Linked DNA regions of Homo sapiens: region 2 is linked to region 1. A link is an interaction called in ENCODE POLR2A ChIA-PET data of the cell type or tissue named here. Cell type or tissue: Panc1. All regions are shown on one strand.

The links. Peaks named below come from ENCODE experiments on the same cell type or tissue, not always from the same donor. Only the 100,000 strongest peaks of a DNase experiment are listed, where the experiment ranks them.
Region 2: POLR2A ChIA-PET joins it to region 1 with 6 read pairs; 2 of 35 experiments call an interaction of 5 or more read pairs at or near these places.

The regions. Positions count from the first base shown.
Region 1 is chr5:93,518,185-93,523,184 of GRCh38, reverse strand. The region is part of intron 4 of NR2F1-AS1 (NR2F1 regulatory antisense RNA 1); the gene reads left to right. Among named protein-coding and RNA genes, the nearest start is that of NR2F1-AS1, 61 kb to the left of the region's middle. In Panc1, no CTCF peak of the experiment used is centred here; no DNase peak of the experiment used is centred here.
Region 2 is chr5:92,566,862-92,571,861 of GRCh38, reverse strand. All of the region lies in intron 2 of LOC105379082 (a long non-coding RNA gene), which reads left to right. Among named protein-coding and RNA genes, the nearest start is that of LINC02058, 370 kb to the left of the region's middle. In Panc1, no CTCF peak of the experiment used is centred here; no DNase peak of the experiment used is centred here; H3K27ac peaks cover 4,706 bases.

The DNA of each region.
Region 1 (5,000 bases):
CAGTAATGGCAGACACCCCTCCCCCCACCAAGCTCAAGCATCCCAGGTCGACTTCATACTGCTGTGCTGGCAGAGCAACAATTTCAAGTCAGTAGATCTTAGCTTGCTGGGCTCCATGGGAGTGGGATCCGCTATAGACCACTTGGCTGCCTGGCTTTAGCCCCCTTTCCAGGGGAGTGAACAGTTCTCTCTCACTGGTGTTCCAGGCACCACTGGGATATGAAAAAAAAAAAACCTCCTGCAGCTAGCTTGGTGTCTGCCCAAACGGCTGCCCAGGTTTGTGCTTGAAACCCAGGGCCCTGGTGGTGTTGGCAGCCAAAGGAATCTTCTGGTCTGCAGATTGCAAAGACCATGGGAAAAGCATAGTATCTGGGCCAGAATGCACCGTCCCTCATGTCAGTCTCTCATGGCTTCCCTTGGCTAGGGGAGGGAGTTCCCTGACCCCTTGCAGTTCCTGGGTGAGGCAATGCCTCACCCTGCTTTGGCTCACCGTCTGTGGGCTGCACCCACTGTCTAACCAGTCCCAGTGAGATGAGCTGCATACCTCAGTTGAAAATGCAGAAGTCACCCGCCTTCTGCGTTGATCTTGCTGGGAGCTGCTGACCAGAGCTCTTCCTATTCGGCCATCTTGCCAGCCACCCACCTCATTTCACATTCTATGTTTGTACTAAGTGGAAAATAAAAATTGCCCATCATACTGTTCATTTTTAGTAATTGTTGTATTTTTAAAAAAGGGAATGAATTAGTAATACCCTCATTCTTTAAATTTATCAACAAACAGTATGGAACATTGCACATTTATACTATTGACTCTTTTTTTAAAGTAACTTTTAGGTTCGGGGATACTTGTGAAGGTTTGTTACATAGGTGAACTCATGTCACAGGGGTTTGTTGTACAGATTATTTCATCACCCAGATATTAAGTCCAATACCCAATAGTTATCTTTTCTGCCTCTCTCACTCCTCCCACCCTCCACCCTCAGGTAGACCCCAGTGTCTATTGTTCCCTTCTTTGTGTTCATAAGTTATCATTTAGGTCCCACTTAAAAGTGAGAACATGTGGTATTTCGTTTCCTGTTCCTGCATTCGTTTGCTAAGGATCATAACATCCAGCTCCATCCATGTTCCTGTGAAAGATATGATCTTATTCTTTTTTATGGCTGCATAGTATTCCATGATATATATGTACCACATTTTCTTTATTTAATTTGTTATTGATGGGCATTTAGGTTGATTTTATGTCTTTGCTATTGTGAATAGTGCCGCAATGAACAGCCACATGCATGTGTCTATATGGTAGAATGCTTTATATTCCTCTAGGTATATACCCAGTAATGGGATTGCTGGGTTGAATGGCAGGCTTTTAGCTGTTTGAGGAATCGCCATACTGCATTCCAATGGTTGAACTAATTTACATTTCCACCAATAGTGCATAAGTGTTCCCTTTTCTCCACAACCTCACCAGCACCTGTTGTTTCCTGACTTTTTAATAATAGCCATGCTGACTGGTGTGAGATGGGATCTCATTGTGGTTTTGATTTGCATTTCTCTAATGATCAGTGATCTTGAGCTTTTTTTCATATGTTTGTTGGCTGCATGTATGTCTTCTTTTGAAAAGCGTCTGTTCATGTCCTTTGCCCACTTTTTAATGGGGTTGTTTGTTTTTCTCTTGCAAATTTGTTTAAGTTTTTTATAGATGCTGGATATTAGACCTCTGTTGGGTACATAGTTTGCAAATATTTTCTCCCATTCTGTAGGTTGTCTGTTTGCTCTGTTGATAGTTTCTTTTGCTGTGCAGAAGCTCTTAAGTATACCTAGATTCCATTTGTCAATTTTTGAATTTTGTGTTTTGGTGTTTTTGTCATAAAATCCTTGCCCTTTCCTATGTCCAGGATGGTATTGCCTAGATTGTCTTACAGGATTTTTATAGTTTTGAGTTTTACATTTAAATCTTTAATCCATCTTGGGTTGATTTTTGTATGTGGTGTAAGGAAGGGGTCCAGCTTCAATCTTCTGCATATGGCTAGCCAGTTATCCCAGCATCATTTATTGAATAGCGAGTCTTTTCCCCATTGCGTGTTTTTGTCAGCTTTGTCGAATATCAGATGGTCATAGGTGTGTGGCGTTACTTCTGGGCTCTCTGTTCTGTTCCATTGGTCTATGCACTTTTTTTGAACCAGTACCATGTTGTTTTGTATACCATTGACTCTTAGTGGGTGTTTAGGGAATACAACATGTAAAATGTAAGTATTATCTCATCTGTTTATTGATGAAGTATTGTGATGTTTCTAAGTGCTTCATTTTGTAATTTTAATTCTTATTTTGGTCAAAGAAATAGAAAAATCACAGCTTTCTTTGGGGGGAGGCTTGCAATATGTAGAAGCTGTATTTTATATGGTCACAGAAGGGGAGTACTATATTATTCTGTTTTTTCAGCTGTGTCTATCACCTTCCTTTTGCTCATTTAAATAATTTCCTTTGTTTTGTTTTTGATGGAAGACGAGAATTTATTTGGATTCATTAGAGTCTCTACCATATCTGGTACAAATCTACTTGAGAACAGGCCATACTTCTCTTGAAAAATTTCCTGGAGTTTATAGGTTGAAAATCTGGTCCTAGATTAAATACTTTCTAATTCAGATAAAGTCATTCTTCATTCAGTAAAACCTGTATACTTCCTCTTGTTGAGTGAAAAAGGACACTATTAATAAAATAAAATTATATATTTTTTGTTTGAGCTTATTAAAATTTCAGTGATTAGTCTACTTTTAAAGGAATGTTTCTTTGAGTAATTGAGCATTGTCAGTATGTGAAAATGGGACTGTGGATTTGACAGCTTTTTGAAGTGGATTTGGTGTTCTTCAAAAAGAGCACAATATGGAAGTGTTCATTAACAAAAAAGTGGAGAGTAACCAAAACAAATATATTTCCAGGCTTCAAAGATGCAAAAGTAAACAACTAATCCTGACTATTAAAAACTAAAATTTAAGCAAACTTTAGTTTTAAGCATGTGGAAACTATTACAATAATAGGTATGCGTGTAGTTCAGTTTTTAAATAGGTAGATCATATTTTTCTCTTTGATTTATGTGATTTACATGGAATTTAATAGGATCTATATATTACTGAAAATAGTAGTGAATGTGAATTTGTCTTTTTAAAGCTCTCTGATTCTTAACATTGAGACCTTAGATACTGTGATGCTTAACTGTCTTTCCATAAATAGAGAGGATTTTTAAAAACCTCTGCTAGGAGAAATGTCAGTTTATACTGAGTCATCATAGATGAGTAATATTCTAGAATTTCTTTCTTTTAGTTTAGACTTCTTAAATGTTATTTTGTCTAATTTTTCAAACACAGTATATTGTATTTTAAGTGTTATGTTGAAAATGTGTAGTAGCAGTTGTTGCAGAATTTTTTTTCTGTAGAAGATCACACATTTCTTGGAATCAAGTTGGATATTTTTCTTTTTGTTAAACATTAAGAATTACTGGGCAATAGCAGCAGACATGGTGATTCTAACATGCATGTCTAAATAGAAGCATTGTTTTAGAGGTCCTTTGGAAATATCCTTTGGAAAATTTAATATACACTTATATATACTTTCACATTCTTTGATGGGGGTTATGTATACACTGACAACTAAGTTATTACCAAAACATACAGTGTAGAAATAGAAATTAAGGGTCCTTTCAGCATCATGCAGTGTGGGCAATTATTTGAGATATATTCCCACGTATGTGAATATTAGTGTGGCTATATATCTTTATGTTTTCTATTTTAATGATTTACACAGTGGAGTCATATCATACATTTGCTTTACTTAAATACATATGCATATAAAGATTTGGCCAAAAAGAAAGAGAAGTTAAAATATTTCGCTCAATGAATGTGTGCCCTGGAATGAATGTGAGATGTAAATCTGCTATTCCTGTCAGTCTCAGTTCTTTTATGTGTGCTAGGCTGAGTGTGTTTCTAGGGTTTAAAGTTATGTATTTTTTTTATATACAGTATGAAATACAAGCCAACTAATTCATCTAGTACACAACCAAAGTAAAAAGATAACTGGTATGAGAGAAAGTATGTCAGTCTTCAACATGACATTGCCTTAAGGGATTTTGACCATATGCAAATTTTTCTTATGTGCTGACTTTAGATTCTAATCTCTCAGAAAGAGGCCACTTAAGTGTAGTGATTTTTATTGTGTTTAATTAAAAATTTTTAATAGTCTGGTAGACTGTGTTAATCTACTTTAAGTCTACTTTAATAAATTTCTTCACCAGTCTGTACCATGATGATCTCTTAGATGTACATCTTAGGAAGCCTGAAGGAGCATAATACTGTGGATGAAATTATCAGCTTTGACATCAGTCCCCTTTCAGACCTGACCAGTTTCTTTACTGCTACCACCCTATATTATGTGGAAATGGTGGTTTTGTTTTTATATACTTAAATACCAAAATGCTTTCAAAATGCATATTATTTAGTATTATCTGTCATAATTGATACTAAATAGTTGAAGATTAAATGAGAAATGTAATTATATCTGTGTCACATAGATATAATTGTTACCATTTTAAATATAAAGAAACTGAAGTACAGATGAAGGCAAATGTATCATCTTGGAAATAAAAAATCTGGGTTCATATCTTATTTCTGAAATTGTATGATCTTTGGAAAATCCCTTAGTCCCTGCTTTCTTATCTGTAAAATGGGGATCTTATCTCCCTGAAAGGGTTATTGAAAGAATTGAGTGAAATCATCATTGTGAAAATACGTTGAAACTGTAAGGTTCCATACAAAGATAAAGCCAGAATTGTAGTAATCCAATACACTACCAATTGTAAGACCATCAGTCTAATAACATTGAAAAAGAGCAGTTCATTGGTCATTCTACTGTTTCTACACAGCCTCAGGTCTGGAGACACTAGGTCTACTTACCACTAGGTCTGTATCACATTACTAACATTTATCATAAAAGCAATTTTGAAAAACTCTTGT
Region 2 (5,000 bases), 950 kb after region 1:
TTGAAGTAAACTAGACAAACTAGCCAAATTTTGCAGTTAAAAAAATATTAAATTAAGAATTATAAATGTACTATCAAATGGTCTATTATAAAATGGTTACTCCAGTGCCCTGTCTGATTGAAGTACACATTTTGGGAGCTTTAAAATTTCCAAGATGATAGTAAATCACTTTCATTTAATGAAATAGGCAATTTTGCAATCAGTTCTTTAAAATAGTAGATCTAGAAACCTTAGTGAGAGATTTTCAACCCCTCATAATTATTTTCTGTGTGAAGTGGGACTCAAGCCTGTATGAATAATAATATGAACTTAGTATACATTTACATAAATGTCATGCGATTTTGGATTACAACCTTACATTGTTTGCTTGTCTGTAAACAGAAAACCCAATAGATAGTCATGGCTATCATTAGATTGAAATATTTTCACAGGTCACATCAAACAGTACACCAATAATAAAGAAATACATGACTGAAGTAAAGAGGGGTCCCACACAAAGGTAACTGAAGGAAATATCTTAAAGCAGAATTAAACTGGAAACCAACTTGTACACTCACAGCCTTACAACTAGAGAGCAGAAAGAATCACCTATGGTCACTGTGCACAGCAGCCTCTGGCCTTGTTTGACTAGCAACGGCTTTGAGTTATGTTTTACCTTAAAGAACATGACAAGGTCACAAACAAAATTCTAGAACTGCTACAGGCCTAGTGTTTCTAATTTCCAACTAATATTAACCTTTAGTATTTGGGAACAAGAAATTGGAATTCTTAAAAATTATTGGGAATAATGAGATCATGAGTTATTCTTTGTTTTCCACAACACTTTTTTTTACATGTTTCTAAGTATTAATGATTGAATAAAATAATAGTGAAACCTTTTTACATGCCAAAATTATACTAGAAGTTGCAGAAGTTTTTAATGTAAAGCAATGAATAATAAATGCACATTTTATTATTATGTATCACTATGTTGTGACAAGTTTAGATATTCCAATAATGTTAAAATTATATATATCTGCAATAGATATTTGATAAAGAATAATGAAGGAAATATTAATATAAAATCAATGCCAAATAAAAATTATTTAAAACATTGAAAATAATCCAAATATTTAATATTTCTGAGTTATAATACTTAAAAGTAATTTCAAAATACACAAAGTGGGAGTAAAACACACAAGTACTCATTTTCCTATCTAAAAGACTTAATATTTGTTACATGATAAATATTCTAGATGTAGAAATAGTTTGTATTTTGTTATTGACACTGATCAAACTGTTATAAGCGCTTCCAAAAGCGTTTACAACTTGGGCATTAGGGTATATGTTATTTAATATAATCTCTTTTTTTAATGATGAAAACATGCTCTGATTTGATTTTAGTATTAAAATAAATACACTTTTACCAACTTAGATTTTAGATCAGTTTTGGATTTCACCTTGGAGATTCTATACCATTGTTATCTTCTTTTCTTTGTAGTTATTTTGTTAAAATATTTCAAAGAAACACAACCTATAGCAAATACTGAAACACTGAAAATTACCACTGTGCATTATTGGGTAGTATATTAGTCTGTTCTCATGCTGCTAATAAAGACATACCCAAGACTGGGTAATTTATAAAGACAAAGAGGTTTAATGAACTCACAGTTCCACATGGCTGGGGAGGCCTCACAATCATGGCAGAAGGCAAAGTAGGAGCAAAGACACCTCTTATATGTGACAGGCAAGAGAGCATGTGCAGGGGAACTGCTCTTTATAAAACCATCAGATCTCATGAAACTTATTCACTCTCATGAGAACAGCATGGGAAGAACCCGCACCCATGATTCAGTTACCTCCCACCAGGTCCCTCCCACAACATATGGGGATCATGGGAGCTACAATTCAAGATGAGATTTAGGTGAGGGCATAGAGCTGAACCATATCAGGTAGTATTTTAAAAAAATTAAACATTTGTATCTCCTATCAAGGTTAACAGCAGTACAGGTGTAGATTTCAATTTAATGATTTATTTTACTTTCAAGTCAAATTGTTTCTTGGAACACTATTCATAGTATTTGCATAAAGTATATGATATGTATTAACTTATTAATATTTATTTATGTTTTAAAAATGACTTATTGTAAGCCGCCAACAGCCCATGAACATTTTTATCATGGCAATAACCACAAGCAAGATTGACTAATTAGATTGTGACCTCTTCTTGCCTATGTGTTCTTGTCCTGTTTCCAGGAAATATCAACTTTAACTTTTGACTGACTGTCAAGGTGTCTCACTTTTGCTTTTAACTTGATGTCAATGGATTCCTTCAAACCAATAACATCTCTGTGATGATATTTAAGCTTTAATTCTCGCAGATAATTATAATACTTGTTTTTAATTTTTTAACATTTCTCATTTAATAATTCTCAGGATTCAAGATTTGAAAAATATAAATTTCCCAAGAAAGCCTGAGAAGGAATTCCCATATAGAGACAGCATCCAGGTCATCTGTGCTACAGTGAATATTCATAATAGCTCCTGTCTCAGTATTTGCATACAGTCCACCTGCCTTCATGTTTCTATACTTAATAGCTCACAGAGCAAGGAAAAGTGGCATCTATAATTTTTTTTTTTTTTGAGATGGAGTTTTTGCTCTTGTTGCCCAGGCTGGAGTGTAGTGGCGTGATCTCAGCTCACCACAACCTCCACCTCCTGGGTTCAAGTGATTTTCCTGCCTCAGCCACCGGAGTAGCTGGGATTACAGGTGTGTGCCACCATGCCTGGCTAATTTTGTATTTTTAGTAGAAACGGGTTTCTCCATGTTGATCAGACTGGTCTTGAACTCCTGACCTCAGGTGATCCACCCGCCTCGGCCTCCCAAAGGGCTGAGATTACAGGCGTGAGCCACCATGCCAGGCATGATAAGATTATTTGACTTGTTAATGTAAAATAAGATTCAATCACCATCAGAAAATTACTCTAGATATTAGCTTGAAAAAACATCATGTGTCCAATGACCTACTATATGTCTAAGAGCATGCTATTGAGAATAGAAACACATTGTTTATGAAAAGATACTCAGCTAGTCAATGAGATGAGGTGGTAAATGTGTCAACAGTGACAGGCTCTGCAAACACAAAAACAAAATCCAATAAATGGGGAAGAGATTCCAACAGTTTACTGTAGGAAACATGTGATTCCTTTTAATTTCAACCTTCCTCATTTAACAACAATGTCAAAGTAATGATTTACGTGTACAAAGGACAACATCATGGTGAATAATAAAATTAGTACCAGGAAGCACAATTCAGGAACTCCAACTACATTTGTTCCAGGACCATTCCCTACGGCAGTGTGTTCTTCCCCACTTATGTTACTAAAGTGCAAATATCACCAAACAGACAAAGAATCTTAAAGGATAGATTGTCAAAATCAAAGAGAAGAATGCAAAATACATGCCCCAGAAAATGATATAAACTGTTTTTTTTCTTATGTTATACATGACAGTGAACATATTCCATTCAAATTTTCTTTTTCCTTTAGCACCAGCACATTGAAAACATACAAATTTTCCGCTGGAGAAAATCAAAAGCTAAGTTAAACATCCATGCACTGAACTCTGAACTCTTTGATCCATATGACACTGAAGACTCCAGAGGTGATTCCAAAATTAATACTGTCATTGGTATATTTTTCTCAAAGAATTCCTCAAGTTTTTGGTGAAGGCTGAACTTAGTTACCATGTCCTTAGCATATGTTCTTTTGAAAAGCAGCTGTTCTACAGCTTTGCAAAGCAAAAACCACAAGACTAATATGAAATCTAAAGCAAACACAGGCATGGTCAAATGGTCAGTTTTATGTCAGTTACAGCAGGCTGGACAAACCTCCAGGGCATCAACCCTACAGTGCCCAATTCCAAAGCAAATGTCAGTGAGAACTATATCTCCCTTGTCCGCCATAGGCTTTCGCTTAAATTATGTAAATACTGAGGAAGATTCATGAAGTCAAAGTTTTTTTGTTTGTATTTGAAAAAACAAGGAGTTCAGTTATTTCATATAATATGATGGACATTGAGTCAAGAATTGGGCTTATCAATTACTGACATCTAAAAATCACTAATTTTGTTAAATACTTAGGTAGTTTATGTGACTTAAAAAATATTAACTATTATTTCTTCTTCCTGTGTATTCCATGGTTATCTTTGCTAATGAGGTACTATAACATTTTGACAAAAGCATTAAATATGTCACAATCTAAGGAAGATCAAAGTCAAAGTTATAGTAATTGTTACTTTTCCTACAAGTATCATTGGAAGTTGAAAAACTAGCATTATAAATGAACCAATCACTGAAAATCTTCTCAAAGTTAATAGAAAAATAACTTCTATTTTATTTTGGGGATCTAAAGAACTAGAAAATGGCAACTTCTAAAACATATAATAAAAATTCTTATTTTACCATTCTTGTATTTTCAAGTGTAAAGCTGTTTACAAACTTTGCAGGCTGATGCCACACTGAGATAGTTAATGTGTTGCCTCATGGTGGCAAACCATTAGAATGTTCTGCATTATAGGGATAAGGGATTTTAAGATGAGAAAATTTCACAACATTTTTTATCTAATCGAAAATTGACTGCAATTAATATTTCCTCTAAGGCAAGAGAGAGATTCCACCGAGGCATGTACCTTCTTCCACTCAAAGGTAATTATCAAGCTCCAGAAATGATTGGTTTAATAAAATTTCTAGTGATCATATAGAAAGTATGTGTAATATAAATCAGAAGACTGAACATTCCTATAAATACTGCCAGTACTTAAATACTTGTCATGGAATGTATCCATGCTTGCTTTCAGATTTATCTACAACATATGTCTCAGTTAAGAATTTTACAAATACATCCAGCTATAGGCTATTGCTTTTCTTTTAAAAAAATCTACTAATTTTGGAAAATAATATGTGTAAGCATAACCATAGATTATTAAGTGATATGGCACATATTAATATGTATAATTATAG